2 separate regions of the Homo sapiens genome follow, and region 2 is linked to region 1. The links are chromatin loops, found by intact Hi-C in ENCODE. Cell type or tissue: gastrocnemius medialis. All regions are shown on one strand. Each heading gives the region's core, and the rest is flanking DNA. Links, peaks and the distances in the headings are about the cores only.

Region 1 (15,750 bases), core at 4,726-12,725:
GGAGTTACATGTACTGAGAAAGTGGTAATCAAATCACATGCTTTGGGGGATGAACTAATATGCACAGGAACATGGAGAAATTCTTTCTCAGAGAACTGACAATTGGTCATAGGCACTGTGTCGTATTTTTCCCCTTTAAATTAAACACATGGGCCAGTAGAAGAGGCAGTATTGAAACTTTCTGAGTCTAATATTGACTCATATGTCACTCTTAGACTACAATGTATTAATATTTTAATCTGTAGCAATGCATTTCATATTTTATCTGGATTATCTAATTTTTATAAGTGAAGCATTAAGTTGGTGGAGTTTTTTTCTTTAAAAATTATGTTAGTTTCAAACAAGTAACTTAACGTGAAACTTGACTTGTAAATCTAAGGAAGGATCAAGCAAAAGATATATAAGAGGTTGCCTGAGGTACAGGTTACTTTAATATTTATAAGTAGAATTTATGAGCATCATTAAACTTTGCTTATCTAGATCTTGTATGACATAGAATCTAGCTTTTTCTGGCATGTTACCCATACACCTGTGTTCTGAAATGCTGTTTCAAATATGAAGTAGCTAAAAAATAAAATAATTCATTATATTTTGCTTTAAAATTCAGAGGAATTCACTGGCTATGCTCAGGAGAGAATGAAGGATGCTGTGATTCTCTTTGTCTTAACCTGCTAGTTTATCAAGATTTCTAGGAGTGGAATGTCTTACAGCCCTAATGGTAAAATTACTGCCTCTAGATCTTATCAGCTTCGAGGCTGGAGCAGTGTGGAACTGACTGACAGCTGAATGGAATACAGATGAAGTGATGGAGACTACAAGTCATTCAAAGTCCCATTTTATTAAATGCTTTGAAAATGAGGCCCAGAACCTTCAGTCAATTTATGATTTAGTGTAGGAAACAGACGGTTCATGGTAATCTGTCTGAGGAGTTTCATTTCAGGGACTGAGTTGGCCTAGGGAAAAAGGGACACAGGAAAACAGAAAAAGCTAAGATCATAATGGTGATACATGTTCCTGCCAAAATAAGTGGACAGAGTCTTTTTTTAAAAAATATTGAGGCTAACTGTAAAACTTAGTAAATTATTTTAAATAGAAATTACTGTTTTGTCACATAAAATAAGAACTGTGATTTATGCATAATTTATGCATACTTCTAACTTAAAATTTCTTCTAAGCATATCTTCATATATGATAATTAAACAGAAGCGTTCATCTCATGTAACTATATTGCTTTTCTGTCTCGATGTAGTCATAACCAATAATCCAATATTATTTCAACATTTTTTCCTCTGGTAAGATAGATGGGCAATTCAGCTCCTTCTAATATAATCATTTCCCTTAAATATAAGGGAGTTCTTCGTGTGCTAATATGAAACAAAAAGTCTCCAAGACATATTGTTAGGTGAAAAAAAGCAAGATGCGGCATTTTTCTTACCATTTGTGTAAAAAAAAAAAAAAGAGAGAGGGAGTGAAAAAATATATATTCTGCTTGAATATTCTGCTAGAATATTGTTAGAATAATACTTAAAAAACTTGGTGGCAGGGAGTGGTGGCTCATGCCTGTAATCCCAGCACTTTGGGAGGCTGAGGCGGGCAGATCACCTGAGGTCAGGAGTTTGAGACCAGTGTGGCAAACATGGTGAAACACCGTCTCTACTAAAAATACAAAAAATTAGCCAAGCATGGTGGCGGACACCTGTAATCCCAGCTACAAGGAAGGCTGAGGTGGGAGAATCGCTTGAACACGGGAGGTGGAGGTTGCAGTGAGCCGAGATCACGCCACTGCACTCCAGCCTGGGTGGCAGAGTGAGACTCCATCTCAAAAAAAATCAAAAATCAATAAATAAAAAAATAAGAGAGAACTTGGTAATACTGGTTGCCTCTAAGGATGAGAATTGGGAAACGGGTGAGAGAGACTCATGTACTTTCTTATATCTTTTGAATGTGCAACTTAAGAATGTATAACTAATTCGTATAAATAAATTAAAATTTTGAAATCAAACACATGGCCATTGGTAACGTAGCAGCAAAAGAATAAGAAGGTAAAATTATTTTGAAGAGCTAAACATATTTATACTCTTAGAAAAAGCATTCCCTTACACCAAATTCATAAACATGCCAAACCAAGAATAAATAAATAAAAGCACTCATAATTCTTAAATGAATTCTTAACTTTCTATTAATTATATAAACTAGGCCAAACTTTTACTTATATAGCAGCAGATGGACTTTCAAATTTTCCTCCAAATAATTAAATAAATTATAATATTTTACATTAATCAAAAGAGGTGGGAATATGAACAATATTAATTTCAAGATATTTTTCTTGTGCCTCTTGGCTGGGATCTAATGTTAGCAACAGCCCATTTAAATGTATATACATAAAGGTGTAAAAATTAACTTTCATATCACGGTCTCAAAAATGATTAATGTAATCTTAAGTATTAAGAAGAATTTAAAAAACTCATACATAACCATCTAATTATAAGAATAAAAATATTATTTTATGTAAGAGTGAGTAAATAAGGCTTTTTAAAGCAAGTTGGTAATTATTGCATACTCTGGTATAAGATAAATTATGTTGTGATGAGCACCAAAAAAAATCACTAACTACATTCACAAATTTTTAATCTTCAAGTGAAAAGTATGTTCAGGTTCCAAAACTCTAAAATTCTATAAATGATGTGATTATATAGAAAAATAATCATGAAAATACTTAGAATTTCAAATGAATAAAAGCAGAGGGAAATATTATGTTGATATAGTTAGAAGACAGATGTATAATGAGTTCAGAATTATGACTGTAGCCAATTCTTCTACCTTAATGTCCATGTGCTACTGAAATATTAACAATAAACAGATCCCTAACATATTCAGGTCGCAACTTAGCTGAACCCATATCCAGTGATGATTCAATAAAAATGTTATAACATCTTTCTGAAAATTGCTATTTAATATTATCCGCAGGAAATGCCTTTTAAATGTATGTGTATGTATTTATATAAGTAAAAGCATAGATGTATATATCTATATACATATATATAATTATACACACATGGACCATATAAAAGGAAACAGTAAATCAAAGGAGAAATAGTATTTTGACTAAATTTGAGTATTAGTAGTTGATATAATATATTCATCATATAAAATTTAATTTGTTACCAAATTAACAAATGCTGACTTTATAAACTTTTATTTTAAGTTCAGGGGTATTTGTGCAGGATGGGCAGGTTTGTTACATAAGTAAATGTGTGGCATGGGGATTTATTGTACCAATTATTTCATCACCTAGGTATTAAGCCTATTATTCATTATTTTTCCTGATCCTCTCCCTCCTGCCACCCTCTACCCTCCTCTAAAGCCCAGTGTGTGCTGTTCCCCTCTATGTGTCCATGTATTCTCATCATTTAGCTTCCACTTACAAGTGAGAACATGCAGTATTTGGTTTTCTGTTCCTGCATTAGTTTGCTAAGGAAAATGGCCTCCAGCACCATCCATGTTCCTGCAAAGGACATGATCTCGTTCTTTGTTACGGGTGCATAGTATTCCATGGTGTATATGTACCATATTTTCTTTATCCAGTCTATCACTGGCAATTATCACATCAAGGCAACTATTCTAAGGACTGGAGCAGAAAACTTTGCCATAGGAACTGGGTAACAGTGTTTGCTTTGTGCTGTTTCCAAGTACCCAAACATAGCTAGTTTTACATCAACTGAATTAATTGACTATGCATTACACTTACTGATAGCCCCCTAAGGAGTGACCCAACGGACTATTTCTCAGTCAAGAATTTCGGCCACAGTATATGCTACTATTGCACAGTAGGCTGCATCAGTCATTCTATAGGTTATATGTCGAACACTAAAGAACAGTGAGAAAAACTGAACTTATATGGTACAGATAGGCTCAATGTTTGGAAAGAAATGGCTTGAGTCTTGACCAACAAATCTTTAAAGATTGTGTTCATATACAATCTTTTCTCTGATTCTACAGTAAAAGAAAAATATACATAAACTCAATTAAATCCCATTTAATGGCATGGCATCTCCTAAAAAAAAAAATCTTGATTTTTAGGAGTGAAAACAATCAAAAATCTATGGTTAGCATTTCTCACATTTGGCAAGAGGCACATGATATGAAATCTTAAATAGGTTTCACGGCACTTCAACTTTGTTAATTTTACTACAGTAACAGATGTGAAACTGTAAACTGAGAATCACAACCTCACTGTGAGTCAAGCAGATCTTCAGTACAATTGAGACGGGGATTTAAATTAAATATACTTTTCAATAATCAATTCAAGGTAATACAATAAACACTAGCAGAAGTATATTTAGACAAGTACCGCACTATCAATCAATATGGGCTTGGTGAGATCACTTTGTGATTTTTCCATACAAAAGTTACTTTTTTTTTAATTTTTATACTCCTTTTGTTAAAAAGGAAAATTTTCTTATTTAAAAAAACGCAAAACAAAAAAAAATCACCTTAGAATTTTTATCCTTAACAAAACAACCTCAAATATGAATATTTTTAGTATAAAATTAATATGTACAACTGATATTATAAATTGGTGTTTTGTAACAGTTTTCAACTATTCCCAGTTTTTATAATTCAGTTATCTGTTTAATTTACCAGTTAGTATAATAAAAATCACACATCAAATTTGTATAATGGATAACTTAAGGAATAATGCCACCTTTCATACATACATACCTACATAGAAAGTGTATACCTTATCAAAAAAAAAATAGAAGAAGAATCCTCAAACTATAAAGGTTAGCAATGCAACTGTATTTACATGAGCTGGATTAAACAATTTGGTTAATTTAGTGAGAGAGCAAGTAAATTTAGTAAACCCACACCCAGTTGATGAGGATGTTAAACAGGTATCAGAATCAGCATGAAGGCAAGTAGGAATACCTAGAAGAGGTGAGGTAGGAAAGGAATGGGGTTTCGAAGGATGGTAGGTTAGGATAAGACAGGGTGGATGAAATGAAAGTGGGAAAGGTAAATTTTGCCCCGTTTTTCAGTTTTCCTAAGGCCTTGATAAGTGGTATTTTCCTTTCACTGAAAATAATTTTCTAGGTGGCCTATAGGAGGAGTGCTATATACTACTGCCACCATTTTCTATCTCTTTTCTTTTTATGTTGAAGCTATAGTTACTTTTACATTTAGAATATTTTATAATTCCTTTGTAAATCTAATGGTGCTAAAGCTAGGAGGAAACTAGGAAATCATTTAGTCTAACTAACCCCTTATTTTATTGATAGGGGAACTGAGATCCAGAAAAGCTATGGTTTATTAGTAGCAATCCCCTTGTAATCTACATAAATATACTGATGTGACTAAAAGGTTTAAAATACTGTATTTAATATTATTAAAAGGAAGAGACAACAAATACACATAAGAAATGCTTCAAAATTACAAAGAAAAAAATTACAAAAAGGAACTCTCCGCTCAGAACAGCTAGTCATCTGTTCTGATGTTAGTAACAAATAGCGAATTAAAATAAAGAGTTTTTTAAAAATAAATTAGGGAAAAGGCACTGAATGATGAAAGTAGGAACACATGAAATTACTACAAATACACAAAGTATATACAAAGTACTTACCAAGCACATATAATATCCTGGAGAAAATCCATAAAATGAGAAATATAAAGCTTCTCATATTACTATTTTCTCCCCAATTTATTTCTATCTCTATTTCATTGCAAGAACAAACTATATGATGAAATGATAAAATGGGATACATCTCCTTAATTCAAATCCCCAGCACCCTTTTATATGTAATACCTAGAAAATCTATTTCATTGCTGCTTTAGCTATGTGGTTCTAAATGACCATTCTCATATGCTTAGTAGAGGTGAAAAGCAGAAGTTCAGGCTACAAAGTTTGATGATATCAAATTCTGCAAAATTTTCTATGACTATTTCTATTACATCATTTCAGTACGCTAAAATACATTGTGTTGGCCGGGCTCAGTGGCTCACATGCCTGTAATCCCAGCACTTTGGGAGGCTGAGGAGGGTGGGTTACCGAAGGTCAGGAGTTCGAGACCAGCCTGGCCAACATGGTGAAACTCCATCTCTACTAAAAAATACAAAAATTAGCCAGGCATGGTGGCATGTGGCTGTAGTCCCAGCTACCTGGGAGGCTGAGGCAGGAGAATCACTTGAACCCAGAAGGCAGAGGTTGCAGTGAGCTGAGATTGCACTATTGCACTCCAGCCTGGGCCACAGAGTAAGACTTCATCTCAAAAAAAAAAAAAAAAAAAAACAAAAAACCACCAAACAATAACCCACTGTGTTAAAATAATCTATTAAATTTAACTTAAATATGTATGCTCCTAAGATACTGTTTGCTCATATCTATGATCAGAGCCAACACAAATATTTTTCATCTGAATCACCTATAGTAATGCTTTCTAAAGTATCTCTCTGGTGGAATGCAACACGAATTTACATATGGCACATGGGTAAACATTTTTAACTTTACTATTTAAATATTGATTTCAATATGTATTAGGAAAAAATTACACACGATTTTCTATTTTAAAAGTGAGTCAACTTGGAAAACATATTAAGTTAATAATAATACAGGTGGCATGAGAAAATGGCAAAACTTACATGTCTAAGGTTTGGGATGCTGGCTTACATAATATAACTTCTCTGGGCATGAGCTAGCATAAATATTATTGTTGAAAGATGTGAAAATTCCAAGCTAAATTATATTTTATTCTCTGTATTACTGCCTGGCTTTTATCTCATAAAGTAAGCATAATATGAAAGTGAGTTCTTTCTATATAAATTTAAGATATTTTACTGATGGAAGACAGCTTATTAAAGCCAGCAGTTTAATGAGTAAAACTCACCTTTCTAATTGCCAGTAAAATTAAAAACTCTAATTCACCTGATTAGAGGGCATATGTATCAGTAACATTCTGCATAATACTACATATACTACATTCTGCAAACTCTCAATACTAAAACTATCCAACACATTCTTGCCCCAGTCCCATCTGTGTTGTTCTTTTCCCTCTATCAAAGGAAATGTTCATTAGAGACTATTAAAAGCTAAACTAAACTACTAAAAATTCAAATACTTACTGTCGCTGGGGAGGCCCGAGTTGTGTGTGTCACTGAGTGACCAGAATTCTCCATTGAGTTGCCGATCAGATAGGTTCCTCCAGAGCTGCTGATGAGTTGTCCTCCTGTGACGCCCATCTGAATCCCACCAGTGCCCACCATACTGTGGGATGAGACCACGGTAGTCACCTGGGCGGAACTCCCTTGAGTATCAAAGTAATTCCCTCCAGTATTTTGGCTGTACATCTGTGTCTCTGTGTAAGGATACGTTGTTGTTCGGCTTTAGAAGAAGAAGAAAAAAGAAATTTACTAGCTTATTTATGTCATCTTATTAATTTTTTTCTAATATGAATGTAATTGAAATATATTGGTTGGCTTAGCCTTTGCAACATGGCAAGTTTCGCATTTTGTACAAAACTTCATTCCCAGAAACAGTTCGATTTACTTTTCAAATTAAGGGGCCACTCATTTAAATAAGTACCTCAACTAGTTTCTGTACTACAGAGATTTTGCCCTCTCCTGGTGCCTATCTCCAGCATATAAATAAGCTCAGGTCTCTTCCCTCCAAGAAATCTTGCTGAACAACTTCAATTGCTTATAAAATGTACTACAAATCCCAGTTTTAGAAAAGCTGGAACCTGGAATAAGTAGGAGTAGTGTGAGTAGTTGACTTAGCTCCTACTTAGCTAATACTCAGACTACTTAACATTCCTGGGTGACATCCAATAAACCTCCATGACTAAAGGAGCTATCATGGATCTCTTTCTTACCTCCATAAGGATCTTAAGCAAATAGTTTACTCACCCTGGACCCTAAGTCCCTCCCCATATCTCTCTTTCCCTTCACACTTAAGCTCCTCCTTTATAAGATGACTATTCTAACTCTTCATGTCCTCACTTTCCACTTTCCAACAACTACAGTCAAGCTTCTGCCCTTAGCCTTTCATTAGAACTGCTTTTAATAAGGTCACTTGTGACCACAGCTAAATACCAAGCTAAAAGACTCCTGTCAGTCCTTATCTCTTGTGACCTATCTATAGTATGACACTGTTGGCCACTCCATGTTACCCTTCCCTCCCTTTTCTGTTCTGATTAAGCTTATTTGATTCATCTATTTTTATTTTCAATTGACTATAACTTCAATTTTAAGAGGATCTTTTTAACTTTTTATTTTAAAATACTAAGTTCTCAAGAAGTTATAATATATATAGAACAGGTTTTAAACATTCAAATACAAAATTGAAATTCCCAGTTCTTTTGCTATTATCTTCAACGCCACCTCCTAAAGCTAGCCATTCCTGAGAGTTTGGTGTATATGTTTTCAGATCTGTCTTATATATATCTTAAAGCCTGGATGTCTTAACCTTTTTTGTCCCTTAGTTTCTATGGCTCTCCTTTTCCACTTTTTGCTTTTTACCATAACCTCTCAAGAGCCTTTTGGAATCTCCAATTTTTCTAGCACATCAAATATTAATATTTTTCTGAGTTTTCCATTTTGAGCTCTTATTTTTATTTAGATCAAAGACCTTTACCACATAAAGTACTGTATTACCATATACATGCTCTTAGTAAACAATCTTACATAAGTTGGTATCACTGCCCTCTTTACTTCCTAGTTATACTTTAAGAATATTAAATCTGGGTTTCTAACAGCCAAGTGGTCATCACTACTCAGAACTCCCATGAAATATGGGAGGCTGTGTAAAATTTAACGTATGATGAGATTCCATTCCTCTCTTGTTCTTTCTTCCACACTTCCGCTTCTCAGTAGAGGGCAGCACCACCATCCTCAGCTTTGGAAATTATTGCTTACTCTTCCCTCTGACTGACATGAGTTGCTGAGTCCTGTCAATGTTATCTTCTAAATAATTTTCCAATTCTCTTTTCCATTATCATACACACTACCTTAATTCATAATGTTCTCTATTATACAGGCTGAGAATACCTTATCAACAATGCTTGGGACCACAAGTGTTTTGGATTTTGGATTTTTTCAGATTTTGGAATATTTTCATATATAAAATGAGAGATCTTGGGGATAGGACCCATATCTAAATATGAAATTCAATTATGTTTCATATACACCTTATACACATAGCGTGAAGGTAATTTTATAAAATATTTTAAATAATTTTGTGCATGACACCAAGTTAGTATATATTGAACCATGAGAAAGCAAAGATGTCACTATCTTATGTTGCTGCTCAAAAACTTTCAAATTTTGGAGCATTTCAGATTTTGGATTTTGCATTAGGGATGATCAACCTGTAATTGCCTTCTAATGGATTTTCCCTTCTCTAATCAGTTGCTCTTGCAATCTATCTCCAACTTTGCTGCCAGGAGAATTTTCTGTAACGCAGATATAAAAATAAAACCGCTTAAAAACCTTTCCATGATTCTCTCTTGCCTTCAGAAAAAGTTCAAAACTCTTGTCCACTTTACAAAAATCATCAGGGGGTCGTGCCTACATAATCTCGAGACTTGGTATTAGCCATGTTATCAAATGCTCTCTTCACTCACATCATATTGACCATTTTTCTGGTCCTGACAAAGTGCCATTTTCTCTTGCCTTTCTGCTTCACTACATAAGGATTCCTCTGCCTGAAAGGCCCTTTCATTTTATTCCACCTCCCTGCCTTTGTCCTAATCATTCTTAAGCTCTCAACGGAAGCACCTTATCTCAAAATTATTTTCTGCATCCTTTGCCCTCTATGGCCACTCCTCACAGGACTGTTATGTTTTATGTTCTGTACTTTCCCAACATCCTTTGAATTCCTGAAACATAGCTCTCAATGTGTTGTTAATTTCCTCAAGTCTTCCTACTCCCATCAGTACTCTCAACACTTAACACAGTTGCTGGTACATAGCTGGCACACTAATCAGTCAGCAAATAAAAATATTTAAAAGTATGGTAGACGTAATAGCCAGTTTCATAAATTTCTGTATCACAAATCTTTTATTTTGTTAAAACATGAGAAATTATGCTAAACTACTCCAAGATTTTTGATTAATTTAAAACAAATACTTTTAATCCATTATAAATTATACTTGTAATTTACAATATATATTTTAGTAAAGTAATAAGAGTGTTCTGAAAGTATTCCACACTGGGTAAAGAGCCCTTTCCAGAAAGAGCCACAGCAAATCCAGGTAAAAAGTTTAGTCTGGGGTGATGATAGAAACAAATTCATAGAAAATGTTTTTTTTTTTTTTTTTCCAGATAGAAAAATGTCACTTAAAATACACGTACCATTCTTCTCATCACTGCTATATTTCCCAACTGGAAATCTCATTTGTTTCTTTATTTATATGTTTATTTAATAAAATAAAACAGCCATGTTGGTTTCAAATTTAGATAAAATGAGAAATGAGGTCATTTTAATTTTTGTCTACCGAATATGACAGTGGCCCCACTTAACTGTGCTTAAAATAGCACAATCTAATGTTGATATTTAAGTATAGTCAAATAAGCTGTACAAATAGATATAGAACAATAAATACTTTGAGAGATGCGGGACATGGTGCCCCCTTTCCTTTTCATCATCCAAGCAGGATGATTCAGGATGCCCCCTACTAGTAAGTAGATTTCTCAAATAAAACATAATAATAGCTAAATATAGCTAATATTTACTGACCATTTACTATGCAGCAGACACTATTCTATGTGCTTTTTAGGCATTAGCTCATTAAATTTTCATAAACTCCATGAGGTAGGTGCTGTTATATTAATAATTCCTATTTCGCATACAAGGTGAATAACTGAAGTTTGGATTGGTTGAATTACTTAGTCTAAAGCACAGAGCTGATGAATCATGGATCTGGAATCTACACTTAATGTATATTCTCAACCATTATGTCAAAAAAAAAGAACATAACTTTTTATATCTGTCAATGATATATGTTAACAACTACTAAGGAACAGCTTAACAAGTGGAATAGGGACCATATGAACTTCCTGTTGCTATTTGAGATTTCCTTACAGCTTACTTTACTGTTTTCTAGCACTACACTATTCTCCATTATTACCCAGAATGAGGCCTGTAGATGATGTACTTGCAATTGTAAAGAAGCCATGGAAAAGGCAGGGCCATTTCAGAAGATACTTACCACTTCGGATTGGAATTTTAGATGTTCTATGATCGTGGAAGTTGCTACCTCATCATAAGAAAAACATCCCAAGGGATCACTGCAGCTTTTGGGCCTGCCCTCTTTGTATCATTATACTCAGTAAAGAACAGTAATGCAAAAAAATGCATCACAGATATATGAAATATCTATATAGCCCTCAAAGTCAGTTCATAAGCTAAAAAATGACCAAAGAAGAGGAGAAGGGATAAAGTCACTAAAGAGTGTGCCTAATCCATAAACTATCCCCATCACTCCATCGTGCGACTGTGGAGAAGCCTTGGCTACTCTATAAACACACACTGGGGTAAAGAGTAGCAATTTTTAGGGAGAAAAAGCACAGAATTATATTAAGGAATGAAGTGTGATAAATTGTCTGAATTTGGCTTTGACAAAAATACACTTGCAGTTGGAAATGGGGGAGACTTTCAAACACTGGGTTGAGTAATACAGGCTGATTATAATATCCTTAGCTGGGCCAGGCGCGGTGGTTCATGCCCATAATCCCAGCACTTTGGGAGGCTGAGATGGGTGGATCACCTGAGGTCAGGAGTTCGAGACCAGCCTGGCAAACACGGTGAAATTTGTCTTTACTAAAAAAATACAAAAAATTAGCCAGGCATGGTGGCACGCACCTGTAATCCCAGCTACTGAAGCTGAGGCAGGAGAATCGCTTGAACCTGGGAGGTGGAGGTTGCAGTGAGCCGAGGTCACACCACTGCACTCCAGCCTGGGCAACAGAGCGAAACTCCATCTCAAAAAATAATAATAATAAAATAATAATAATAATATTCTTAGCCATTGTCCCTTAAAGGTAAGAAGGCAAGCATGAACCCACTTGTTCGAGTCCCTGGAGCCAAAGCCAGAGTCATGCACAAGTAACAGGTAACTCCTAAAGGTTTTTTCCATGTCTAAATACTTTAAGCTCCTGAATAAATACTTAAAAATTTATTTTAAAAAAGAAGCACCAACGGCAAAAATAAACAGTTCTTTTTTAGGTACTAGAAATAGACTCTCTAATTCTGATATCTCAGATCAGCTCATCTTTTATATTGTATACTGAATATATTCTTCATATGAGTTACTGCTTGCACACTATTTTCTCCAGAAATTTCCTAAACATATGTTCAAGAAAACGACTCAATTTTTGGCATATCAGATTGAAAGCAGCTAACTATTTCTGGACTGTACATTCCTGAAATAGATAAATCCCCAAGCAATTCTGTGCACATTTAAATGATACTGCTGTGTTCATTTTGTTTGTTCTGTATTGATTACCATAGACTAAGTCATGAAAATAATGTCATATTATTTCTATAGCAGAAGAGAAATCTTTCCATTGTTCTGCATATGTATCCAGTAATGAATATGAACACATCGATATGTGTATACTTGCCGACAGAAGCTTCTTCATAGCTGACTCTATTATAAGGTTCTATGTAAATGTCAGGACTCTGATTCATTGAATTCAGTAATTTAGTGCCATTTGTTTCCCATCATGCCTTAGCATACACCTTGGCTAAGGGTGACCCTGAATATTCCCTACTTACTTATTCACTAGGATGATTATGGCAATTTATCTTAGCTATAACCAGTTTTTTTCTGTTTTCTTTATCTTCAGGTGTCTTATCCACAATTCCAGATACTCAGTATCTCTAAATTCTTTATTTTGTATTTTACCAAGATGTTGAATGTCCTCCAACCAATAAGCTTGTCACTATAAAATCAACCAATGGCATGAAAGTGATACATTAAGGAAATAAAATAGCATGTAAATCTCATACCATAAATTGTATTATAAGGATAGAATATAGATATGGTGACCATTATCTCACATGGGTACAACATTTTATTGCTTTTAGGCTACTCTGCATACATTCTTTTAACAAATATTTAATAAGCATCTATTCTAGCACCTAGAATAAAAGGAACAACACAGACATGACCTCTACTATTATTAGGGCTACGTAACACAAGGAGAAAGTGGGCAAAAATTAGAAAGAAAATAAGATAATTAGAAGTTTTCCTCATTCCTATGAAAGCAAAAAAAAAATACAATATAAAAGTAGAATAAATAAGAGAGAGCATACCAAATAGGATAGTTAAGGAATGTTATCCCTGAAAGCCAGATTTTTTATTTAGATTGAAACTAAAAGATGAAAAGGAGTCAGCCCTATGGAAAACAAGAAGAATAAAATTTTAGGAAGACAGTACAAAAACTCATAACATAGCACACAACACAGGAAAGATCCTGATATTTAGAAGGAAATTAGAAGTCTGAAGTATTTTAGATATAACAAATGAGAAAGCTGTTAGAAAGAAATGAGGTTAAGGAAGGTAAAAACTAAACATGCATGCAGTGTAAACAATTTTCTTAACTGCAGGCCATGATCCAGTAGTGGGCCATGAAATTAGTTTTAATAGGTCACAACAGCATTTAAAAAAGAGACTAGACTAGACTAGAAAACATCAGTGCTTATTACACTTAATGAGAATAAGAATCATTTTTAGAAATTTTGTTTTTATCGTAAGAGAATATACACATAAATGATTTGTGTGTGAATGCCTGGGTATGTATGTGTGTACTTACCAGAGTATGAAATGTACGCCTAATTTTCTCACGGTGGATGATAGTTTTAAAAGCTTAAAAGCCACTGTTACAGACTATTGTAAGAAGTTTGGATTTTGATTTGGGCTGGGATAGTGGTAAAGGCCTTATGGGTAGGAGGAGGTAGGGCAATGTTCTAGCCAGAGAGACAACCTACAAAGTCCTGAGGCCAGAGAGGTAAAAATACACCATGAGAAAACGGAGTTGCAATCAGGGCCCATGACTGAGATGGGCCATGTAAGATGATTCTGGAACCTGTGAAATAGATACAATAATAAGAGGTGATCTTATTGGAAGCTTGCTCAGTGTAGTGAGGGCATTATATGTCTGATTGAACTAGACTGAGGAAATAACTAAAGGCAGCCAGAATGAGCAACTTTTTAATATCTTAGAAAAGTTTGAGAGCACAAGAGGTGCATTTGGAAACCAGGGACAAATATTTTTAAGCCAGGTACTGGCTTTTCCAACCTCCCTTACAAACAAGCTAAAGGAAATCAACTTAGGACTCAAATAACCAGGTGGACTTGCTCTAAACAAGGAGCTAGGGGCACAAAGCAATGGAAATGGTGACACACTGTAAGAGACATGTCATGTTTACAGTGGCAGTAGGGCCAGGACACAAGATCAGTACCCAGGGGTAGCAATGGCAGACAGTCTTTGGGATGGCTGCAGTGGTGTGGTGTCTGTACTGCACTATCTCTGTGCTACGGTTTTGTGCATGGTCTGGCTGCTGCCTGACATCACTTGTGCCTGCCTGTTTCCAGCTTGATTCTCCAGACTTCCTGGAAATTCTGTGAGTCACAAACATCTTTCAATAAATTCTTTGTCTTAAATAGGCCAGAGTTGGTTTCTGTTGCTTGAAACCAAGAACCTCTGCCTTAAACAGTTTCAAATTATGGAGTTTTTACATGGGCCACCAATACCCTGCAAAGAAGTAGCTACATTATTTGGAATCTTCAACAAAGTGCATATATATATGTAAAATCTGTGCCTGGACCGCATGCACTACTTATTTACTTATATGAGTTTCAAAACAGATATTCTCAAGACTGAATATCCGAATATTCATCAGACTGAAGGCAGAGGATACACCAGAAAGATGACATGTCTATTTTGTGGAAGACACCAAAAGGAAAACAGTACTTCAGAAAGGAATTCAAGTGACCTGATATTAAACCTCCCCTTACTACATAAGAATAAAAAAGAATAGGTTAAATATAAAGTAATAAACACTAAAGAATATCACTAATAAAACATTTGCTTTCACTTATATTCAAAAGACATACTTATTTCTTCTAACTTCATCTGCTATAACAAAAAGTAAAAAACAAAAAGCATTTATTCAGCCATTGCTACAGCTACTGGGGAGGAAATGCAAGAATAAATGTTAAAAGTCAGTAATACTTCTTGTAATAACTTACTGAGTTTTCTCCTTCATGTGTAGTATTTTCATTACTATGTATGTTGACAATGTACAGCATACTGGAATCATTTATACCATCCTATGATTATTTTGTAAGGATCGGCACATCTTTACTTAGCATTTAAATTCTTTATTTCTGTATGGTAGAACAGTGGTTCTCACATTTTTAATGTGCATCAGAATCACCCGGAGTGCCTGTTGCAACACAGAGAGCTAGGTCCCACCCCTAAAGTTCTTAATTCTGTAGAACTGGAGTGGGCACCAAAAGCTGGCATTTCTAACAAGTTCTCAGTTGATGTGAATGCTGCTAGCCTGGGGAATACACTTTGGGAACCATTGTACTAGTTGATACTACAATTATGAAACCTGATTTTCACAGGAACGAAAGGGAAAAAGTGTTTTAAAATTTATTCTAGGCCAGGCACGGTGGCTCACGCCTGTAATCTCAACACTTTGGGAGGCCAAGACAGGCAGATCACAAGGTCAGGAGTTCGAGACCA
Region 2 (15,750 bases), core at 3,909-11,908, 100 kb after region 1:
AATACTATATATAAATATATATTGTATTACATAATAATACAATATATAAATATATATTGTATTACATAATACTATATATAAATATATATTGTTATTATATAATAATACAATATATATAAATATATATTGTTATATAATAATACAATATATAAATATATATTGTTATATAATAATACAATATATAAATATATATTGTTATATAATAATACAATATATAAATATATATTGTTACTATATAAATAATACAATGCAGAGAACATGGATTCTGCTATGATCCTCTGAAGAATGGTAATCTTTGTTCTCAGGCAGTATAATTACTGTCTAAACACCCTGAATTTGTTTATGTTTTGTTAGGATGAATTTGAGAAAATCCCAAGGTGTTTCTCAAGCTCCTCTCTTTTGGCAGAATTAAACTTGGGACACAGCTCCAACATCTACCAGAAACCTGTACCATATCTTTTCATTCTCAGATCCATAGCAGGAACTCTCTGGTAAGCCCACAGTTTGACTTGCCATATGTGCAGTTCATCACTCAGCCATGACTTGAAGGGAACCCATATTCAGAATTCTGGATCCCCATTTCTGTGCAGCCTTCACCCTTCTGGTGCCCCGCTCCAGATTCCAGCTGCTTCAACAGGCCTAGATTCTGGTCTCTGCCTTCTCAGCTCAGAGGTGCCACTGTTTCTGCTTGGACTCCAAGTCCTTGTTACATAGTCAGGAAAATGTCCCTAGGCAGAAATGCAGAGCAAATGTGGGGCTCTTTTTATGTATCTGCCTTCTCTCAATAATCACAGTCTTGCACTGTCTGTTGTCCAACATGTGAAAAGTTGCCTCATATATTTTGTTCAGTTTTATCACTGTTTATGGCAGAAGAATCAATCCAGCATCAAGGTATTACATCAAGGCATTACATCAAGGCAAGTAGCAAAAGCTCTTGCACACATTACTTTAAACTGTTCTTATTCTCTCTCACTCTTTCAATTTCTATTTCTCCTCTTTTCTCCCCATCCCCAACTTGTATAATTTATCAGCTTGAGTTGAATGAATAGGTAGCGCTAAATAATTTTGATAGAATATCTCAGAACTTTAAGATCTTATAATGATGATGGAACACTTTGAAAGTATTCACAATATCACAAGTTTTGTAGAGTTTCTGAAGTTAAGTAAAAACGTTTAAAATTTATTTTATAAAGTCTTTCTTCCCATACTTTTCCTTTTTCATGAACAAGCAAAATATCAGCAATACTCTGCTACCATGCTGTCCTTCATAACCCTTACTTTGCTTATTTTTATTCAAGTCAAAATAAAAAGAATAGAAAATTCAGAAAATCTCAAATGATCTGAATTCTCATTTCCCAATTTTTGAAGTTAGTCTGATCTCACTGCCACACAACCAACAGAATATAAAGGTCTTTCTAGCTATATTTAAAGACTGTGGAAACCTATCTGTCCCCAAACTACAACAGATTTAAATGACAAAGTAAATAAAAGAAAGTTTTTTAAAAATTTAAAACATTTACATGAAATGAATAGTTCCACAAATAAAGCGTATTTTTGCCAAGGATGAGTTTCTCAATTGTTCTAGATACTAGATATTCTCATTCAAACAAATGCTTAGAGATAGACAGGGCTAAATTACCCATTAGGCACAGTGCCAAGGGCCCATAATACTCTCTAATACTCTCTAGGGCCCCAAAAACGTTTTAATTTCTTTAAAACATTTCTTTTTAATTTTTAGTTACTCTTTTTTTTTTTTTTTGAGACGGAGTCTCGCTGTGTCTCCCAGGCTGGAGTGCGGTGGCGCGATCTCGGCTCACTGCAAGCTCCGCCTCCCGGGTTCATGCCATTCTCCTGCCTCAGCCTCCCAAGTAGCTGGGACTACAGGCGCCCGCCAACACGTCCGGCTAATTTTTTGTATTTTTAGTAGAAACGGGGTTTCACCGTGTTAGCCAAGATGGTCTCGATCTCCTGACCTCGTGATCCGCCCGTCTCGGCCTCCCAAAGTGCTGGGATTACAGGCGTGAGCCACCGCGCCCGGCCAATTTTTAGTTATTCTTATGATTAACTAAAAATTTAGGTTAAAGAAAATGTTTAATATGTAATCTTAATATATACCAATACTATATATATAATATACAAATATATATAATATAATATAATTGTGTGTGTCTGTGGAGATAGACATAAATTGACAACTATTTTCGGATTTTCTAGAAACCTCAGTTTCTCATAAAACCTGAACACTGTCTGATTGTAGGATGTGAAGCCCCAGGTATTTTTCCACTGGACTAGATAAGGCATTTTTCCCTCTAGGCTCCTGGAGGTGCTAATCTCATCCTAACCCATTTCCGTCTTATATTCTGGCTTGCCTGAACTACATTCACTTGCAAAGTATTTGGGCAGGCCGATAATTAAAAGATAGTGACTCAGTGGTACTCTGGGTAGCTACACATCTCCATGCCCTCTTTTAATTTACTATATAGCAGATGTATCTTAGCGGCTGCTATACATCTGCTTTACATTTGCTTTAAACAATAGAGAGATGGACTTGATATCTCCCTATTTCAAAGCCCTCAATCTCTTTGAAGCAGCCCACAAAGTAACAGGTTTCTGTCTAAGCAGTGGCTTCCAACCCACGGCCCACTTGCAGAGCCAAGATAATAATCCCATTGACAACTCTTAAAGTCTCAAACCTTAGTTGACTTAGGTTACCAGGTTCACTGAGGTTCCCAAGTTTTCTTAGTTACTTATCAGTCATAGCTGTTCAAGCAAGTGATTTCTGTATTCAAATCATCAGTGTCATAACAGAAATACTCTTTGTATTCAGAGTGACCAATATAATTTTCAACGAGAAAAGGGTATGTAAGAGAATAAAATGATGTTTTGAAAGACTTTCAAAAGAAATCTTACATGTAAATCTAATACTCAGGATAATTAATAGCAGAGTGTTCTAGGTTAAAGCCTGGAATGAAAGATGGATAGCATGCTAGGCTGTAACCATCAATCTCCTTAAATCTCTTTGATTGAGTAAATTTTAATCAGCTTAATTAGAAAGCATAGATCCCAGTTAGTTCCAGCTCTACTACTGTTGTACTCACTGGCAAAACACTTTTGCTTTAATTTTAGTATCAGTTTCCTCAGAAATAAGATAGAGATATAAACATAAGTCTTAGCAATCTTCAAAATACCATTACCATCAAATGAACATTTGTGCCTCAAAGGCACTTGGTAAAATTTTTTTAGAGAAATAAATGTATACTATTGTTATCCTTTTATTTCATCACAATGACACCAATATTTTTAATTTCCTAGGTCTGCCCTCCACTTGCCATAATTGTGTCCATCACAAAATCTGATTCATTCTTTTGAATTTTTAAATATGTTTTATATATCAGACTTCAATGTAATGTTGACCCTTGAAGAACACAGCTTTAAACTGTGCAGGTCCACTTATATGTGCATTTTTTTCCAAAAAATATATTGGAACATTTTTTAGAGATGTGTAACAATTTGAAAAAAAAAATCACATAAAGAATGAGTCCCCCAGAAATATCAAAAAATTAAGATGAAGGTATGTCATGATGCATAAAATATATGTAGGTACTAGTCTGTTTTATCATTTACTACCATAAAATATATATAAATCCATTATAAAAAGTTAAAATGTATCAAACCTTACAAAAGAACTTAGAATGCACACGGTACCATTTGCAGTCAAGAGAAGTGTAAACAAATGTAAAGATGCCGTATTAAATAATAACTGCATAAAATTAACTATAATACCTACTGTGCAACTGTAATAATTTTGTAGCCACCTTGTGTTGCTATTGTGAGTGAGCTCAAGTGCTGGGACTATCTACCCTGTGATGCTAATCATCTCTGAGTGAGCAGTTCATCTTTCCAGTAAATTGTGTATCACAGTAAAAAGTGATCTCTTACAGTTCTCACGTATTTTTCATCATATTTAGTGCAATGCTATAAACCTGGAATAACACCATGGGTCCCATATGAAGCAGCACTAGTGATGCTGCAAGTGCTCCCAAGAAGCTGAGAAAAGTTACATTACAACAAAAAGTTGAATTGTTTCATATGTACCATAGATTAAGGTCTGCGGCTGAGGTTGCCCACTTTTTCATGAGTTCAGTACCAAAGGCATGAACACAGCATAAGAATGATTTAAAAAAAAGAAAAGAAAATTTATGAAGTTGTCACTACAGTTACGCCAACAGGTATGAAAACCCCGCACTTTTTGCAAATTACCCTTTTCTGTCATATTGAAAATGCAGCTTTTATATGGGTGCAGGATTGCTATAAGAAAAGCATACCTATAGATTCTAATATAATTCAAGAAAAAGTTGTCATTATATGACAATTTAAAGCAAAAGGAAGGTGAATGATCTAAAGCTGGAGAATTTAATGCCAGCAAAGGATGGTTTGGTAATTTTAGAAAGAGGCTTGACTTAAAAATGTCAAGACAAGAGAAGCAGTTTCTGCCAACCAAGTAGCAGCAGACGAGTTCCCAGACAAATTTAAGAAAATCATCGAGGAGAAAGCATATCTCTTATGAACAGGTTTCTAATGCAGAAGAAAGTGCTCTATTCTGGGGAAAAATGCCACAAAGAACACATATGAGTAAGGAAGAGAAGCACTAGGATTTAAGGGAGGAAGCAGCAGACCAACTCCACTATTTGTGCAAATGCCGTCGGGTTTATGATCAGGACTGGTCTTATCTATAAATCTGTTCCCCAAGCCATGAAGAAGAAAGATAAACACCAGCTAAGCTTTTGGTTGTACAATGAGAAGCTCTTTTGCCACACTGCCTAAGAAGATGAGAACAGCTTTCTGGATTGGTTCCACTGATTCTTTGTTCCTGAAGTCAAGAAGTACCTTGTAAATAAACGGCCTGTGTTTCAAAGTTCTTTTGATATTGAACAATGCCCCAGTCACCCAGAACCCCATGAGTTCAGTACCAAAGGCATCAAACTGATCTACTTGCCCCCAAACACATTATCTCTAATTCAGCCTCTAGATAAAGGGTCATAAGGATTTTTAAGGCACATAGTACTCAATGGAAAGGACTGTCGATACTATGGAAGAGAACCCCAGTAGAGAGAACGTCATGAAAGTCTGAAGAGATTACACCATTGAAGAGACCATGGTTGTTACAGAAAAACCTGTGAAAGCTATCAAAGCCCAAACCATAAATTCCTGTTGGACATAACTCTGCCCAGACTTTGTACATGACTTCACAAGATTTAGAACAGTGCCAAGCAAGGAAGTCATGAAAGAGCTTGTAGATGTGGCCAAAAAAAAGGTAATGGATGAAAGGTTTGAAGACATGGATCTTGGAGAAATCCAAGAACAGACACCACACCAGAGGAATTAACAGAATATGACTTGAATTCCTTGAGTGCATCCAAACCAATGCCAGATTATGAGGAAGAAGATGTAGAAGCAATGCCAGAAAACGAAGTTAAATTAGACAATATGGCAGAAGGGTTCCAATTACTCAAGATAGCTTTTGGTTTCTTTTATGACTTGGATGCTTCTATGACATGGGCGCTAAAACTAAAGTAAACAGTGGAAGAAGGGTTGGTACTGTAAAGAAACATTTTTAGAGAAAAGATAAAGCAAAAAAGTCAGATACAAATTACAATGTACAGTTGTCCCTTAGTATATATAGGGGATTAGTTCCAGGTTAGCGTGTAAGTTTACCAAACCCATGTATACCTAAATCAATATATACAAAATCACTGAATACTCAAGTCCTGAAGTCAGCCCTGCAGAAGCCGAGTATACAAAAAGGCGGCCCCATACATGTGGGTTGTGTATCCCATAATACTGTATTTTTATCTGCATTTGGTTGAAAAAAATCCAAATATAAGTGAATCCATGTAGCTCAAGCCCATGTTGTTCAAGAGTCAACTGTATTTCCATAAAGTCACACAAAGTGTGCCTGCCTCCCCTTCTACCTCCTCCGCCTCTTCCACTTCCCCAAGACAGCATGACCAACCCCTACTCTTCCTCCTTCTCATCCTACTCAATGTGAAGATAACTAGGATGAAGACTTTTATGATTATCTACTCCCATTGAATGAATAGTAAATATATTTTTTCTTCCTTACGATTTTCTTGGTAGCATTTTCTTCTCTCTAGCTTAATTTACTGTAAGAATACAGTACATAATACAGATAACATAGAAAATATGTGTTAATCAACTGTTTATGTTATTGGCAAGCCTATTAATAGTTAAGTTCTGAGGGAGTCAAAAGTTATAGCTAGCTTCTGACTGTGCTTGGGTGGGGGTGTTGCCACCCCAAACCACTACACTGTTCAAGGGTCAACTGTATTTCATTTGTATTGTAGATTACAGGCTAAAAATGTGTTAAACCAATGTTTTTCAGAACTGTTCAAACATTGCCTATTCCATAAAGATTTTCACAATCAAATAAGTAAAAATATCTGTCACGCTACTTGTTTACGGACTAGAACAAAGGGTGGGACACTAAGTCTGTAAAGGGCCAAGTAGTAAATATTTTAGGCTTTGTGGGCTAGAGTCCCTGTCACAGCTACTCAAATGCCCCATTGCCTGTGAAAGCAGTCATAGATAATATGTAAACAAATGGGCATGGCTGTCCCAATAAAACATTATTTACAAAAATAGGCAGCCAGGCGGATTTGGCACCAAGGCCATAGTCTGCCAAACCCTGCTCTAGAACAGTGTTTCTCAATCTATACTATTTGTACTAATCATGTGAAATCTCAATGGAGATTCTGATTCTGTACATCTGGGTGGGGCCTGAGATTCTGCATTTCTAACAATCTCATAGTTGACTGACGATACTATTCAGAGAATCGTATTTTTGAGTAACAAGGCTCTGATAAGCCCCATGAGAAGAGAGGTCCTACATAATTAGTAATTATTTACTATCTGGCCTGAGTGCCTAGATCAGTGTCTGACACGTAATAAAGCACTCAATAAATATTTAAGAAATGAACAAATACGCTTCTAACAGAATATACCACTCTGCCTTATATCATTATTAAGTGTGTCATCCTTTATAAGGCTCATCCTTATGTTCACCTTATTCGCATGTAAGCTTACCAAATCTAGCAATCTCTGTAACATGGTAGATTTTCTAATAAATGCTAAGGAATTAAATCAGAGCCTTGGTCTATGTATACACTACAAAAGCTAGTTGTTGACAAATTCATCCTAAATTCTTCTACTATGTTCCTCCACAATGATCATCTTGTATTTCCTTAAACTTTCTACAGTCCTTGTACTTCAAGGTCTTTGTACATTCCACTTTCCTTAATAGGAACATCCTTCCCTAATCTTTCAAGTCTAAAGATAAACGTCACCTCTTTAGAAAGCAGTGCAGTAAGTGTCCTTACCTTCTCCCCACCCTCCTTCTGCACTCCAAATGCCAGTTCTCTAGCTCAGCCATGGGTGTCTTCTTTAATGCACTTACCACATTTCACAATTACAGTCATGCATTGCTTAACAACAGGGATATGTTTTAAGAAATGCATCATTAGGCAATTTCATCATGTTGTAAACATCACAGAGTGTTCTTACACAAACCTAGATGGTACAGCCTATTATACACCTAGGCTATATGCTATAGCCTATTGCTCCTAGGCTACAAACCTGTTCAGTATGTTACTGTGCTGAATATTATAGGCAATTGAAACACAGTGTTAAGTACTTACATATCTAAACATAGAAAAGGTACAGTAAAAATATGGCATAAGAGATAAAAAATGGTATATTTGTATTAGGCACTTAACAGAAATGGAACCTATAGGACTAGAAGTCAGGTCTGGGTGAGTCAACGAGTGAGTGAAGGCCTAAGACATTACTGTACACTACTATAGACTTTATAAACACTGTATAATTAGCCTACATTAAATTTATAAAAATAAATTTTCATTCTTTAGTAATAAATTAACATTGGCTTACTGTAACCTTTCTACTTTATAAACTTTTTAATTTTTTAACTCTGACTCTTGTGATAACACAGCTTAAACACAAATACACTGTACAGCTGTACTAAAATATTTTCTTTATATCCTTATTCCGTAATCTTTTTGTATATTTAGTTTTTTCCTTTTAAAACTTTTTTTTGTTAAAAATTAAGACACAAACATACACATTAACCTAGGCCTACATAGGCTCAGGATCATCAAGACATCACTTGGCTATAATAATATTTCAGCTCTATTATAACCTTAGGGGACCACTGTCATATATGCAGTCCATCATTGACTGAAACCTCATTATGCAGTTCATGACTGCATTTTATTTATTTATACGGTGATTTTTACAAATTCCATTTACTCTGCTAGAATGTTACCTCAATATTGTATTTACCTTATTCACCACTGAATCCCTACCAATTAGCACAGTTCCTGACACATGTAAACACAAAATTATATTTATTGATTGAATGGATAATTATTCACATTCACAGAGAATTTCTTTTGATATCCTTATACTTAAGAAGCATCTGCATTGTAAAAAAAAAAAAAAAAAAAAAAAGGATAACACTGCCTTTTATCTGAGTGGGGCCACAGCAGCCAAATTTGTACTTCATGATGCTGCTCTCTCAACAATAACTAATTAGATCAAGAGTGAATCATCTGCTCCCAGTTGGTCTACATTTTCTCTCGTGCTATTTTCAGGACTGGGACTGACACTCTGGTGTCTCTATGCTGGTCACTTTAACTGATTAAGTAGTAGTGATAGGTAACTATATTTGGTCATGTACATCCTTGAAAGTACTAAAAAGTACATCTTTACACTAAAAAGTGTAAAGAAGTAAGAGACATCTAGATAGAAGCAAGCATAAAAGATGGGAAGAGTATTACCTATGTTCCTAACAGCTTTACCTATGGCAAATTACAATTCTTCATGAAGCCAAGTTGTTCTTTGTGATTTCAGAAGTTATCCCAATATCCTTCTAGATTTCCATTTTCAGATAGGCTGAAATGGGTTTCTGGTAATTACAACCAGTATTTTTCTAACTAAACATATCCAGTTTATAAAAGAACATACAGAAGCAAGAATATAGCCCAGAAAGTGTGTCAAAATTGCAGGAGGGAAAAATTTTGAGTGATCTTCAAGTTTTTAATAACTAGAGTCTAGCAATCAAAGGTATGATTATAAAAGCATTATATTTTTAGTAAAAAGATAAACACTATCAACAGATAAGAGTATTTATGTCAAAACTAATATACCTTAAAATGAATAAATACTTCAGTAATTCCTCCAGCAAAACATTTGTCATCAATGGACACTTAGTTCCAAAATTATTCAAAATACTACATGCCAGTTGGCTGGCCCTAAGTACATTTTTAAAAGTAAAAAGTTAACAATCCTTCGCATGAACTAATTGAAATAAATACTTCTTTAACCCAAAAGAAACAGGAGAAGAGAGCAAAATGCTGTGCAATATTTGGGATAAAAATGAACTTGAGAAGACAGAAAGGATAGGAAACGATCACACCCAACTGGAATTCTATTACTCAGACATACAGGGAAGGAGATGTGACAAGCAAGAAGCCTGAGCCAATAAACTCCCTAAGAATCTCCTACAAGCCAAGCACCTCAAAATGTCAATCAATTCTGGTAACTCCTGCAGCCAACTCTTCCTATTAATTTTTTTAAAAAAAATTGCTCATTGAGTAATCCACGTTTTTGTTAGGAAGTTGAAATGGAAATGACAAAATCCTAGCAGTTTTCTTTTATAGCACAATTCATAGTATCCATTATTTTCCAAGCAGCAAATGAAAATGTCAAAAACATTCTTGCTGTAGATATTTAGTTGTTTTCTGCCACATTAATGAAAGGAAAATATTGCACTTTGAATTGGTTAATTACCATGAATCCTTCTGCAAAGGGCTCCTGCTTGCAGAATTAAGCCAGCTTTAGTTGGCACACTGCCCTAATATTCATGGAGACTAGACTATAGGCTCCACTGTACTCAAGAGACATTTAGTTTTTGGCATCATTCGTCAGCTTACAAATCATCAGTCCTAACTACTATAGACATTCAACTGTTTGAAATAAACAGGGCAGAAAGCACCTGCATTTAATGGGGAGGTACCACATTCTGCTTCTTTGAAATTTTAAGAGCTAGACTTAGAACACAGAATGAACAAGAATACCCTGATTTATATAGCTTCTAGAAACTAGAGGTGCTTTAACAAAAATCCTCTGGTAATAAAGCTAGTCCAAGGAAATCCTCGTAGAAGAAGGCAACTTCAAGCAAGGGGGAACTTGGAGAAGTTATTTTTCTTCAGTACTAGGCCAGGGTTCATAAAGCTATTTCAGGTTTAGGCCTCTCAGGAGTTCATACATAGACTTCGTTCCACCCTACTTCCTAGGATTTGAAGTTAAAAGGTGCTGATTTGCCGGTTTCAAAACCTCATTAAGTAACCACTGCAGTATTCAAGCCCAACCCTATCTCTCCTTTCACCCTTCTTCATGTGATGCGCTTACCTGCAGAAACCACAAGACCTGAATGCCCTCTCTCCATGTCAGATGGCATATTAAATATATTTCCTTAAAATTGGATAGGGAAATGCTTCTCAATTTTTTGAAAAATATATTCTACCAGGCCTTCTATATGGGAAAGAATGGGTAGAGAGACAGAGATGAAAAAAACTAATGACGTATATATTTTCTTTTTCCTCTCCCTAAATAAAATGGAAAAAAAGAAGACCTTGAATAAAGACAGAAACATACTGATAAACCTAAGAATACAAGCTGGCCATCTCCAAGATGTTCTCCATATGATCGTAAATAAGCACCTCAGGCTCCAGTGTGTCACCTCCTCAGAGTCTTGCATCAGGGAATGGGAATAACACAGAAGCCGACAGTTGATCCTAAAAAAGGTCATTCAAAACCAACTACAATGTTCATATACTTTCACATTTAAGTATTATGGCAAATGCAAAATTAGCAAGCAGTGTTTTTTAGAACTGACGAAATGACCTGTACAAATCCTCAGTCAAAAATACTTACACGACATTAGACTTCAGTCTTGAAGAACTTGATACAGTAAGTCTATATCTATCTTTAAATAAATTGGAGCTAGGTCAAGAGGACAACAGAGATGCTTAAAGGGTCTAGAAACCATGAAAAATATGGTGTAAAAACAGAAAGAAGGTAGAAAAAGAAAAAGAAAGAACAGATGGGACAAAGAAAGAACAAATGGCAAGATGACAAAAGGAACCATATCAAAAATAATAGTAGTAAATGCCAATGATCTAAATACTCCAATTAAAAATTAAAAGGCAGAGGTTAATAGACTCCTAAAAAAGCAAGACACAACAACATGCTGCCTGTGAGAAATATACATTAAATATAGACACATATAAGTTAAAAGCAAAAGGACAGAAAAAGATATACCACACTAATACCAGTCAAAAGAAATCTAGAGTGGCTATACTGTATCAGAAAGAAAGTTGATTTCAGAACAGAACTATTATTAGGAATACAGAGAATAATTTCATAATGATAAAGTGATCAATTCATCAAGACGACATAATAATTTTAAATGATTATGCACCAAATAACAGAGCTCAAAATATATGAATCAAAAACTGACAGAAACCAAGATTTATAATATTCTGGCCATAAAACAAGTCTGAAATTTAAAATGATTCAAGCTATAACAGTATGTTATCTGCTCACAATTGAACTGAATTAGAAAACAGTAACAGAAAGGTCTCTAGAATATCCCCAAATATTTTGGAGATAAGTATGAAACTTCTAAATAAACCAAAGGGTCAAAGAAGAAACAAAAACGGGGATTAGAAAGTATTTTAAACTGAACGAAATTAAAAAAAATAAAAATAAAAATTTGTAGTAAGCCACTAAAACAGTACTTATAGGGAAATTTATACTACTAAATATCTATATTAGAAAATAAGAAAGGTCTTAACTTAATAGCCTCTGCTTCCACCCTGAGAAATCAGTACAAGAGTAAATCAAGCCTCAAGTAATGAGAAGAGAGAAAGTAAGGATCATGGTCAAATTCATTGAAATAGAAAACAGAATAATAGAAAAAAATCAGTGAAAACAAAATCTCATTCTTTGAAATGGTCAACAAAACTGATAAACCTCTAGACAGACTGATCTGAAATTAAAAGATATAAATTAGCAATTCCAGGAAGGAGAGGTGGCATCGTTACAGAATCTATAGATAATATGGGAATATTTTAACAACTTTATGCCAATAAGTTTGAGAATTTAATAGCAGAAGTAATCAATTCCTTGAAAGACTCAAATTACCTAAGCTCACTCAAGAAGAAACAAATAATGTGATATATGTATTAAAGAAATTGAATTTGTAATTCAAAAACCTTCCCACAAGGAAAACTCCGGCTCAAATGACTTCTACCAAACATTTAAAGAATAAACAATACTAACAATACTAACATGTTTCCCATACACTGCAGAGGAGAGAATACTTCCCAACCTAGGCTATGAGACCAGCATTACTTTAATACACATGGAGATATTACAAGAAAAGGAAACCACACACCAATACTTCTCATGTACATAAATGTAAAAATCTTAAACCGTTAAATCTAATATTCATAAAGGATAATACATCAGAACTACGTAGAGTCAGTCTCAGGATCTGAAAGTTTGTTTAGGGTTTCGGACCACCTTAAATGTAATCTACCATACTAAGAAACTGAAAAAGAAAAACTTAACAATCATCTAAATAGGCACCTAAAAGTATTTAACAAATTCTAACATCCATTGCTGATAAAAACTCTCAGAAAAGTAGCAATAAAAGAATTTTTTCCATCTATTAAAGAAATCTATTAACAACTTGTAGTTAACATCATATTTAAAGATGAAAAATTAAGTATTTCTTCTCTATGATCGGGAACAAGACAGAGATGTCTGCTTTCATCACTTCTATTCAATACTGTGCTGGACGTTCTAGCTAGTGCTATCAGCAAAATAAAACAAACAAAAAGTATCTAGATTTTAAAGAAAGAAATAAAATTCTATTCAGACAATATGATCATCTAGACAGAAAGTTAGCATCTATAAAATCACTACAAGAACTAGTGAGTTTAGCAAGGTTGCAAGATACAAAATCAATATTTAAATCCATTGTATATCATCTACTTACTAGTTATTAAAACCTAAAAGCTGCAATTAAAAAAATAAATTTATAATAGCATCCACAAACACAAAATACTTAGGAATAAATCTGACAAAAGATGTGCAAGATCTATACACTGAAAACTACAAAAATACTTCTAAAAGAAATTAGAGGGCTAAGTAAAGAGGTATAACTTGTTCATGGGTTACATGACCCAATATTGTTAACATGTCAAGTCTTGCTAAATTCATTTAAAGATCTAATGCAATCCAAATCCCAAATCCCAATAGGCTTTTTCACAGAAATTGACAAGTTAACTCTAAAATTCATATGGAAATCCAAAGGACTTAGAATAGCAAAAACACCTTTGATAAAGAAAAAGTAAAAAGGAGAGCTAACACTACCTGATTTGAAGACTTACTGTAAGTGTGCAATAACTAAGACAGTATGTTACTGGGGTAAAAACAAACAAACACACCAATGAAATGGAATACAGAATTTCAAAACTGACCCATATATAAATGATAACCAATTGTCAAGAAAGATGCAAAGGCATCCAAGTAAAGAAAGAAGTTTAACAAGTATTGTTGGAACAAATGGATATCCATATTTTCAAAAATGAACTTTGGTCCACAGCTAACACCATACACAAAATTAACTAAAAATGAATTGCAGGGTATAGGCTAACAACTCTGAAGCTGCTTTATATGTATACTGGGTTTGTACAACCAAGTAAATGGATGATGGAAGCCATGTTTCTCATTGTTGGATAGAGACATTAATGATAATAAACCGCACTAAAATGAATTACATGGTATGAGATTAGAGTCAGAGACACCAGTATGAACGCATATTTAGTTTAATATATATACAAATGGACAGCTACAGAATTGAGAGAGAGAGAGAGAGAGAGAGATCCATGGGTTAGCACATTTACATATGTTTCCTGGTTCTGTCTGCCAAGCAAACCTAGACACAGTGACACCCTGTGGCAACAACCAGCATATCCAGTGTCCAGGTCTTAATTTCTATATAATAAGCTCTAAAAACAAGAACCAAGACTCCTTTGAGAAACGGATGATTCTGGCGCTGGGGCATAGAAAATAAAAGACTCGGGCATCTTGTAGTATCAAAAAATAAAATGTGCTCAACAAAAAAGGTGGAGGGTAACAAGTTAAGGAGACACAGGAGCCAACCTAAAAGAGCTCTCAATGGCCAAAGCTGGAACGAGTAACAAAATAACGTAGTATTTGAATGTAATGTGAAGTATAAAATGAGGCCATACTGATAAATGATTGGAGAAATAAATGGGAGAGAAGAGATAAATATTTTTATAGAAGAATTTCAAAGAACTTATGTAAATACCCACACCTCTAGGAGATAGGACATAAAACCCTCTATAAAACTCTATAAAACCCTCCCCTCCTTGGGCATAGGCTATAATTAGTGACTTGCTTCCAAAAAACAGAATATAGAAAGAGTGAAAAGAATGAACTTTACCAGCCGGGCATGGTGGCTCACACCTGTAATCCCAGCACTTTGGGTGGTCCAGGCGGGCAGATCACCTGAGGTCAGGAGTTCGAGACCAGCCTGGTCAACATGGTGAAACCCTGTCTCTATTAAAAATACAAAAATTAGCCAGGCGTGGTGGCACGCACCTGTAATCCCAGCTACTTGGGAGGCTGAGGCAGGAGAAACGCTTGAACCCGGGAGACAGAGGTTGCAATGAGCTGAGATCACACCATTGCACTCCAGCCTGGGCAACAAGAGCAAGACTCAATCTCAAAAATAAATAAATAAATAAATGACTTTACCATAGAGTAACCTGGCTAATATTACCTTAGGTAATCAAGGTTAAGCAACATCAATGATAAGCGTATATTGATACCATATGATGTGATGAGAAAGGCACCTCTCCCAAAAAAAAATCAGAACCCCTGTGTAATCAAGAAAAGGACATCAAAAAAACAAAATTGAAGGATACTCCAAAAAGTATCTGGCCAGTACTGCTCAAAACTGTCAAGGTCATAAAAAAATAAGGGAAGACAGAAAAGCCATCAAGGATCAGAGCTAAGGAGACACAAAAACTAAACAAAATGTAGAATCCTGGAACAGAAACAGATATTAGTGGAAAAACTGATGAAATCCAAATAAAGTCTGAAGTATAGCCAATAGTAATATACCCCCTGGTTGCCTAGTTGTAACAAATATATCATGCTTATTTAAAACGTTCACAAAAGGAGAAAAGGAATGGGGGTATATGGGAACCTCTGTACTACCTCTGCAACTTCTCTGCCAATCTAAAATTATTCCAAAGTAAAAAGTTTATTATAAAAATGGATTATAGACCTAAGTGTAAAACATAAAGCTTCTGGAAGAAGACATAAACATATTTTTGGCATTTATTTTGGCAAAATTTATTAGTTATAATGCTAATAGCACAATCCATAAAAGATAAAATTAATAAATTAGACTTAATCAAAATTAAAATTTTCTGCTCTTTGAAAGACACTGTACAGGAATGAAGAAAAAAAGCAGGCTAGGCTCTGCAAACATATATCCAATAAACGTCTTACATCCATAAATGTAAAGAACTCTCAAAACTCAATAATAAA

The links. Peaks named below come from ENCODE experiments on the same cell type or tissue, not always from the same donor. Only the 100,000 strongest peaks of a DNase experiment are listed, where the experiment ranks them.
Region 2: it touches region 1 in a loop (3-fold over the local background); 16 of 110 quality-filtered maps call a loop at or near these places.

What each region holds. Positions count from the first base shown.
Region 1 is chr9:3,323,143-3,338,892 of GRCh38, forward strand. It overlaps RFX3 (regulatory factor X3), which reads right to left. Exons shown (of 17, transcript NM_001282116.2): 4 at 7,117-7,375. Among named protein-coding and RNA genes, the nearest start is that of LINC01231, 150 kb to the left of the region's middle. In gastrocnemius medialis, for the core only: no CTCF peak of the experiment used is centred there; no DNase peak of the experiment used is centred there.
Region 2 is chr9:3,427,282-3,443,031 of GRCh38, forward strand. All of the region lies in intron 1 of RFX3 (regulatory factor X3), which reads right to left. Among named protein-coding and RNA genes, the nearest start is that of RFX3, 91 kb to the right of the region's middle. In gastrocnemius medialis, for the core only: no CTCF peak of the experiment used is centred there; a DNase peak (open chromatin) is centred at 7,432; H3K27ac peaks cover 914 bases.